Linked DNA regions of Mus musculus: region 2 is linked to region 1. Evidence: chromatin loops called from intact Hi-C (ENCODE). Cell type or tissue: left cerebral cortex. All regions are shown on one strand. Each heading gives the region's core, and the rest is flanking DNA. Links, peaks and the distances in the headings are about the cores only. Region 1 has its middle 89 kb from the start of Gm10789. Region 2 holds the start of Gm10789 (predicted gene 10789).

Evidence for each region. A loop is a pair of places that touch in the nucleus more often than their neighbours do. Peaks named below come from ENCODE experiments on the same cell type or tissue, not always from the same donor. Only the 100,000 strongest peaks of a DNase experiment are listed, where the experiment ranks them.
Region 2: a loop joins it to region 1, with 2.2 times the contacts of the local background. A loop is called at or near these places in 1 of 42 quality-filtered maps.

The regions. Positions count from the first base shown.
Region 1 is chr16:90,051,045-90,055,424 of GRCm38, forward strand. It overlaps a transcript of Tiam1 not described here. Among named protein-coding and RNA genes, the nearest start is that of Gm10789, 89 kb to the right of the region's middle. In left cerebral cortex, for the core only: CTCF peaks have their summits at 1,537 (motif pointing right) and 1,976 (motif pointing right); DNase peaks (open chromatin) are centred at 1,577 and 2,000; H3K27ac peaks cover 611 bases.
Region 2 is chr16:90,141,456-90,145,835 of GRCm38, forward strand. It overlaps Gm10789 (predicted gene 10789), which reads left to right and starts at 782. Exons shown (of 1, transcript NR_033476.1): 1 at 782-4,380. It also overlaps a transcript of Tiam1 not described here. In left cerebral cortex, for the core only: a CTCF peak has its summit at 2,333; DNase peaks (open chromatin) are centred at 1,208, 1,806, 2,488 and 2,804; H3K4me3 peaks cover 2,697 bases; H3K27ac peaks cover 1,446 bases.

The sequences.
Region 1 (4,380 bases), core at 64-4,063:
TCTAAGAAATCTTCCTAACATCATTGAACAAGAGAGGAATGTGAGGATACAATGTGAGCTCACGGTCGCTCATGGTCGCCTGACCAGTAAAAGCCAATGGAAAGTCCTGCACTGGTCAGATAGTAGCCGGCCAGAGCAAAGAGTAGATAGATGGTCACCCAGTGTGGGCACTATCAGGGTCGTCAGGAGGAATAGGACCTACCACTGACATGCAAACACACCCACACAGCACAGGCACACACAGATAAAGAAACTTATTACGAGGAGTTAGTTTATGATACTATGTGGTCTGACATGCCTGTAGATCTGCAATGGGCAAGCTGCAGACCCAGAGAGCAATACTAATTCTAGCCCAAGGCCAAAGGCAAGTGAGAAAACGACAGGCCAGATCCAAAGATAGTCAAGCAGGAGACACTGTCCATACCATGGGGGTGTCAGCCACTGTGTTCAGGCCTCCAACTGACTGCATGAGCCCTCCACACTAGGGAGGGCAATCTACCAACGCTCTCCCCTCTGTTAAATCTTATCCAGAAACATTCTTGGAGAATATCCAGAGTAAGGTTGGTCAAACATCTGGGCATCCACTGGCCAGGCAAGTATACACACCACAGCACTAAGTGTCTAAGAGTTCCCAGTGCAAACACGTGAGACACACCAGCCACACCTACAGCATCCACACTGGCTAAGATGAGTCCTGGTTAGCAGTACCTCTGGGAAAAGGCCAAAGAAAAGAGCCGGTCACAGGGATGTCCTGTAGCATGCACCCCTGGCCCCACACAGACCCACAGCCACAAGCCTCTGTCGCTCACAGCGCCACATCAGAGATGGAAGGTCTTCGAGAGCACAGATGAGCTCTATCAGACAGGCTGACAAGTCCGAAAATTCTGAGTAGTGGGGTCAGAGTCCATTCTACCAACCTGAATCCCCTGGCCTCCACATTTTAAGTGCTTCTCCATGCCCACCCTGCTGTCCCCGTATCCCTACTGGAAGTAGCACATATAATCCAAGTACTATTACAGTAACTAGGACAGATCTGAGGACTAAATGACGCCATGGTGCCAAAGTAGTCTTATTTGCACTGCGGTGATGAAACAGAAATTTGAAGGACAAAGGGTCTTTATTTGGCTTACAGGTTACACTCTCTTATCAAGGGGAGCTGAGGCAGGAACTGACCCAGAGACCATGGAGGAACACTGTTTACCGATTTGTTCCCCCTGGCTTGCTCAATTACCTTTCATAGATAGCCCAGACCCACCAGCCCAGGGGGAGGGGGCGGGGCACTGCATACAGTGAGCTGGGCCACTCCTCATCAATAAGCAATCAAAAAAAAAAAAAAAAAAAAAGCCACAGCCAGGCCTGCAGGCCAATCTGACAAAGGCAGTTAGTCCCTCAGCTGTGATCCCATCTTCCCAGGTCTGTCTAGGACTGCGTCAAGTTCATAAAACTTAACTCTGACAGACGTAAGAGAAGCATCCCAAAGCCAGGCACACACGGGTGCTCGAAACACAGTAGCTCTTTTCACTGAAAATGCTGGCTGTTCCCACTGCCTGCAGATGGCTGCAACTCCCTCTTCTTGAGCAGAGCTAAGTTTGGAGTGAGGTGATTCACGATGGACGGGAGCAATCCTTACAGTCGCCACACTGATGCAAACATTTCACAGCCAGACATAATCAAACCAGGCAGAAAGGCAAGCGTCTGGCAGGCTCAGGAGTCAGGAAGCTAGGGACACGGAAGTCTTCGCTGGACAGCCAGCCTGGTCCCCGGCCTTGCCCCTTCTTTCCTGGACTGTGAACTTTTCCTAGAAAGATAAATAAAACTCACCACAGACAACAGGGTGGTGGCCGACCAAACAAGTGGTCTCCCCAATTCTGGTGGACAAATGAATTTAATAAGGTTCCTTACAGGGAGGTGGCCGACTTACAAGCAGGGACACCACTGAAGAAACCAGCTCTCCCCAAACCCACTAATAGCACAGATCCTGAAGGGGGCGGAATAAAGCCTCTAGAAGGGATGCGCCTTACAAGCCCTCCCCTAGCAACCCTTACAAGCCCTCCCCTAGCAACCATTGGCTTGGTTGGGAAGGAGGAGCCTTAGAAGCCTCCTCAGCAGGCACTAACAGCCTATATCCCTTCCACAGGGGAACATTGGTGGGCCCCGGCTTGTGTGGGTCTCCTGCAGTTAGTGACAGCGGCAGAGCAGTCACGAGGGCAACAGGATGGTCCATGATGGAGGATGGTTGCAGCTGCTCATGAACAGTGTGCAGTTGGGAAGCTGACTGCCTTGCTTCGGTGAGCACGGCTGCTCGCTGGTGTCCATGAGACAGTGCAGACTCGACATCGCTCCTCCCTGGGCCATACATGATACTTCGTGTATCTAGGCATAACTGGGATACCCACACGTCCCTTTGTTTCAAGACAACTCCCCCACCCAATCCCAAATCTACTCCATTACCCACAGTATCTCGCTCTTCTGACCCAAAAGAAACCAGGTCCAAGGCACTTCCTGAAAATGTCCCCCTGGCTTCCTGCAGGAAGCAGGTCCTCGGTCACAGCCGCTCCTACAGCTTTTTCTCCCTCCACACCTGCCTCGCCCCCAACATAAACTTTTCCACAGCAGAACAAGCACAGAGGGTCCTGGCAAGACCGAGGCAGGCCTGGAGGCACAGGCCTCCATCTCAGATATTTGGGGAGATAAGCCAGGTCACAGGGTTGAGAGCTTGCCTGGGTTGAGTAAGCTCAAAGCTAGCCTGGGCTACCTCATGAGACTATCTCAAAACTTAAACACGCGAGCGTGCGCATGCACTCGAAGCTTTCCTAGCATCTGCAAGGCCTTTGTCTCAATGTCCAGCAGAGTTAAATGTGAGTGTTTCTAAAGAAAACCAACACTGACCCACAGAGGAGCCAGGGAGACTCTTCCCTCTTTAAATGTCCATCACTGCAGTCCCTATAGACCTCAGACATTAATAAACAATATCTCAGTTACCCAGAAGTCAATTTAACTACGCAGTCGAATGAGGGAGTCGGAGGGAAAACAGAATGGCGGCGGCTCAGAGACTCTATGCTAGGACGGGCCATTGCAGTAGTGATTTGTAGCTGGGGGGTAAAAATAAATCAGTCTGGAACGGCAGGTGTAGCCAGTCGACCGGGCCACCTCCAATGTGATGCTGGCCATCCATCTGTCCTGCTCCCGCCTGGGGACCTAGCCTCAGACACAGCTGACACAGGCAGAGGCGTGCTTGGTGACTGAGGTCACAATGATACGCTTCAGATTTAGCACACCATCTTATCATAAATTTTTAAGTTCTGAATTTTAATATATATTTATAAATATATGTGCAATAGTTGATGCATACAGAAGTTAGCCAAGTCTACACATGGCTGAATAATCCAATTCTTGTGACCTTGGGGACTCCAGTCTAAGTGGCCCAGCACCTGGAATTCAGAGAGAGGAGCGACCTCGGAGGCACGGAAGAGCCACAGCTGAGGATAGACCTGCAACCTGACCCAAAGGAAAAGACCAGGCTATAAAGCAGAGGCCATGCTCTGGAGAAAACTCTACTGAGGGTGTCACCAGGCCAAAGGGGCTTGTTCGGGGAAACAGAGAGGCATCTGCTAGACTTGGAAGAGTGTCTTGTATGACATTGGCCAACTCCTCTTGCTGCTGCTTAAACTGCAAAGGTAACCATAGACTATTCTGGAAGATCAACGTTCAGCCTTAAAAAAAAGCCTGAAAATGTCCCGGTTTTCCATTTGTTGAGACAAGAGTTTTGCTCTCTGCAGCCCAGGCTAGTTTTAATCTCACAAACCTTCCAGCTTCACAGTGTGCGGTACAGGGATCGCGGTTGTGCACCACCACGCCCAGTTCCTTGGGAAGGTGTGCATAATGAGCACACCATTAACAAGCGCCCACAGTCACAGGTCTACCAGGTGTTCCCCTGTGCCCTCTCCCCCTGGGCTGTCACCCAGAAGACCATCTCAAGCCTCCTACCGTGCCATCTGCAAACGAGTCAGTGGGTAGGGCTATGAGAGAATCTTTTTCACAAACATTATCCCAGAACTCTTAAAGGCCCACCCCAAACCCCATGATACCCCCAATTTTTACACATGGCTGATCACCTCTCTCTTTCAACAGCCTCCCCTCCCCTTATCAAGTCAGAGTCCAAACAAGAACCTAAGAAGCCAAGCTTTATCTAGGTATCCTTCACCCAGAGAACCCCTCCCCTCCCACTTACCCCAGACAGCATCGTTCCTGCATCTCCTCTTCTCTACCTTGAGGCCCATGCAGGTTAAGTAAGGCATGTCTCTTGCCCTTATTTTCCCTTCCGTCACTGTTTTAAAACAGTTTTTGTTTTTGTTTTGTTTTGTTTTGTTTTGGGGGGGG
Region 2 (4,380 bases), core at 174-4,173, 91 kb after region 1:
ACAAAAAAAAACAAAAAAAACAAATTACTGGGGAAGAGCCAGGAGAATCATCCAAGTCAAAGCTCACACACCTACAGTGTTGGTGACACTCCATGAAGTCAACTCTCCCTTCCGCCTGCTGTCCCTGCTTAGACGCCTCGTCCTCAGGACCTTTACTTCCCTCTATTCAAACAAAATTACTTCTGTGTTTACCCCTCAGTCCCCAACTCCTCCAAGCCCACACAAGAGCCTACTCTAGAACCTAGTGATGTTCCAAACTTTTCCAGCCACCAGACAGATTGGATTTCGCCTGCTAAGAAGAGTTCCCTCCTCCCTCCAGACAGCCCTTTGTTCAGACAGCCCTCCTTCCCCAGCGCCCATTGCTTTTTAAGCTGCTAGCGGCTCACCAGCAAAGGTTTTACACAGCCCCTAAGAAAGAAGCATGAAGAAACAACTAGGGCCCGTGGAAATCCACACGCATAAAAAAAAAAAAGGCACCTCGAGAGATTAGATAAGAATAATTAAGTCTAAGGCCAAGTAGAACAAGTCCTGTTGGGGCTACAAACCTTCAGCCTCGTATAATATAGAAACAAGATAGGGAAATCCACAAAATGGAAGAAGGATGGGTCTGTCTCTCTCTGTCTCTCTCTGTCTCTCTGTCTCTGTCTCTCTCTCTCTCTGTTACAGATTTCCTCTGACAACCAACCTAACTTCAATGTTTATCTTACTGTTGTCTCTGTATTGTGTAGTTCATTTATGTTGTCATTTCATCAAGATCACCTGCTCTCAAAAGGAACCGCAACTCCACTCTACAGACGCATAAACCGAGGCTCTAAGACATTCATTAATAGCGACCCAGGTCGTAACTAATACTCAGCAGGAACTGGATACCGGGACGCTTATGACCTCAGAGCCAGGCTCTCAACCTCTGTTGCAGCTTTCAAAGTGTGCGCCAAGTCAGCAAGCACCGGGCTGACACCGGAACCAGGACGCTCTGCCACTGGATGCCGCCCAGCTGCTGCGCGGGACCGCATGGGTACCAGAGAAGCAAACGTGAATTGCAGTGTTCCCAAGGGCTCGCGCGCGTCCTTCAAAACCTGCCAGCCACCACGAAGGAAAAAGACAGCTTAGATTCTATCTGACCCTAGAGAATGGCCAGAGGATGCCACCAGAAAGGGATACCCGTGGCGAGGTTCGCTCCCGGACAGCCCATCTTGACCGACCCCAGCAAAAGATATCAGCGCCTCTAGGTGCAGAAGATCTGAGAGCGTGAGGCGGGGCGGGGCTGGGCTGGTGCGAAGACGTGGAATCGTGTCTTTTCCGTGAAGCTTCGGGCCGGAGACCAAAGGAGGGAGCGTCACCTGAAGACGCATCAACTTCTGACTCCTGGGGGCATGCAGCTGTGGCCTGGCCTTAAAAGCGTACCTCTGGCCCAATGGCGAGGTCTGTAAACAAAAGCCGGCCTCACACGGGTCTACAGCCCGGTGGCCTGCCTCACCGTGCACAGGCATCGGAGAAGCAGAGCGGGAGAGAGGGCCAGATCCGGATAGGATCCGGAGCGCGGACGTAAAGAACGGCCCCACTACCTGGACCAGTCATTGTCTGCCCACCCATAGGATTCTGCTTTAAATGCCCCCTCCCTAGCCCACCGCAGGTCCTTCACACTGTGTGCCCGCCCCCAAGGCTCTCCCGTGGTGTGCCCGACCGGGAGCGCAGCATGGATGGCCAAGGTGAACACCCGGCAACGTTGGCGAAGGGACAGGCCCGTAAGTGCCCAAGTCCGGGACCGAGACACACAGACAGATCCAGGCGCGCGCGCGCGCGCGTGCACACACACACACACACCCTCCCAGAAGTTGATTAAAAATCAGCCGATAAATACATAGAGATGAGGCCGCCTCAGGTCAACGCTGACCTCCTGCCTCCAGAATGATCGAATGCCAACGCCTGCACACTGTCACTTGCATTCGGCTCCAGTACCTGGGCTCCGCTGTCTCGGCTAGTTTCTGGACTCTCCTTGGCGCGATACAGATGTGCCTTCCCTCCCCAGATCACCTCCCAAGTGTATGCACACGAAAACAATACAAGCAAAGCCCGGTCTGGGGGAGCTAGGACCCACCGGGAGCCCCAGTGTGCGAATGGGAGTCAGGACGTGCCCGTCACGGGCACCGCGGCTCTAGGCATTCTCATCGCCATCCCTCGTGGAGACTCTGGCCAGTCAGCCCGACCGGCTTAGGCCAGGGTACTCACCAGTGACGTTCACCCAGGATCTTGAAGACCTGGCCAGGCACAAAGCGGGGCCGCTGGGCCCCTGGGGCTGCGGGCGCCGAAGCCTTAACGGCGCTGCAGAGCTGCGAACCCGACGGCAGCGGCGCTGCTCAGCCCTTCGGCCCGCTCGCCGTCTGCCAATGGGAACTGTCAGGGCTCCTGGGCCAGCGGGCCTCGGGGGCGGGGCCTCGGAAGCCCGTGGGAAACCGAGCTCCGATTGGAGCTGCGGACAATCGCTCCGCCTCCGTCCAGCCAATCCGAGGCGGAGGACACGGGAGCGGGGCGTTCAGAGTTGGGCTGGAGTGTGACAACAGGCGCACGCCGGGTACCTGAGCGGCATCCGGGCGCCAGGTGGGCCCTGTGGCTGGAGGGATGCCGGCGGTGCACACTCCCGGGTGCCTTGACACGGTGCTCTGGCGTAAGCAGCCTGGGGAAACCGCAGCAAGAATAACGAGACCTGCCGGCACGGGCCACGGCGAAGGAGCCCCTAACAAAGCAGCTTCGGGAGGGCCTGCTGGCCTCCGCCTCCTTCTCCAATAGGTCCGTGAAGCTGCCTGTCACCAGACATAGGTGGAGGTGGCCAATGACGCGCACGAATGAGCTAGAGTTGGCGCGCGCGCGGCTTGGCAGCGGTGGGATTGGTCGGAGGTAAAGGATTTTCCTGCCACCTAAGGCCTTGGAAGGCGGGGGGGCACCGAATGGAGGAGGCGAAGAGCCAAAAACCTAGTACCTGCGACACGTGGTCTAGTTTGGGCGGCATGTGGCTGACTCTAGGGAGAAACAGGAATTTGCTTAGGTGAGATAAAATCTCAACGCGTCCCCTCTCTTAGGAGCCAGATAATATCCGCCACCAAACAGACTTTAGGTAGGCAGAGTGGCCTTAGCCAAGTATTGGATAGTCCGGGACTCATTGGGCTAATGTCCAGCAAGTGAACTTGAGTTTCACGGTCGCCAGGGCATTGTTCGTGACTGACGAGGTTCGCACATGCCTCGGCTCTCTGTAAAATCCTCGTAGTTGGTGCAGGTTGGCCTTTCTCAAGGTGGCGTGAGCCACAAAACAGCCTTAAAGCTAGTGACAAAACCGCTTCCCTAATCCAGGCCAGAGCCTTCCCCTCGCTTTAGAGCTCTCCCAGCTTGGCCCAGGGAGTGGGAGGAGCAGACCTGCGGTTATCTTGTAAACAGTGTACCTAGTGGCTTATTGAGGCTGAAGTAGGAGGATATTGAATTGAAGATCAGCCTGAAACTGTTTCAAAAAGAAAAGAAAGTTAACACCTTTTCCTTCTGCACCCTCCTTCACCTCCCAAATCCATACTGCCTCTCACCTGAATTTCATTAAAGGCATCCACCTTACTAAAAGATTGTTCCAAACAGGAAGATCTCAGTCTCTCAGCTCTGTTGTCTTCTCTTCCCCCAGTGTGTATAGTCCCTCAGAGATGGAAACATTCCTTCTAGCAGGGAATATCCTTAAGTAGAAAGGAACACAACCCAAAATAGCTTCAGGAAGTCCCTAAAACTGAGCAGATTTGCTAGGTCCCTCCCTGCCATACTAAGCAGTAAGAGCTGAGTCTCAAATGAGCCAAGATGCAGACTTAGATGAGACCAGACCAGCCTCCTAGAAGAGGCAGAGACCAACTGAGTCACTTGGAAAGGACAGGCTCCTACAGACTGTACAGTGTGCTCCAGGTTCCCAGCTCTTGTGAGCTGTCACCATGCTGGGGTGGCCTTTGGTGATGCAGCTGTCTCTGAGTCATGTCTGCTCTTGTTAAGCAATCCCAATAAAATTCATTGGTTCACTTACTTGGACTTTGCTGGTATTTGTACGTTGGTCTGTCATAAGATGTATTGCCTCTCCACAGGAAAAGTTTTGTCACACAAAACCCAGACCTAGGCACCCTTCCTTCCCTTGAACAATTGCTACACATTCCTTAAAGCCCAGCTTGGCTGACGTTTGCTGAACTTCTGGTGAGCAGGGTGTGCTCTCATAGACACCAGGGATCCTCCTGTGCCAGTGAGAATTAGTTGCCCACCTCTGGTTCTCCCTGCCTCTTAGAGCACTAAAATTGTCAAAACACACACACACACACACACACACACACACACACACACAAACTGTGTTTCCTGCTTGAGCAGAGT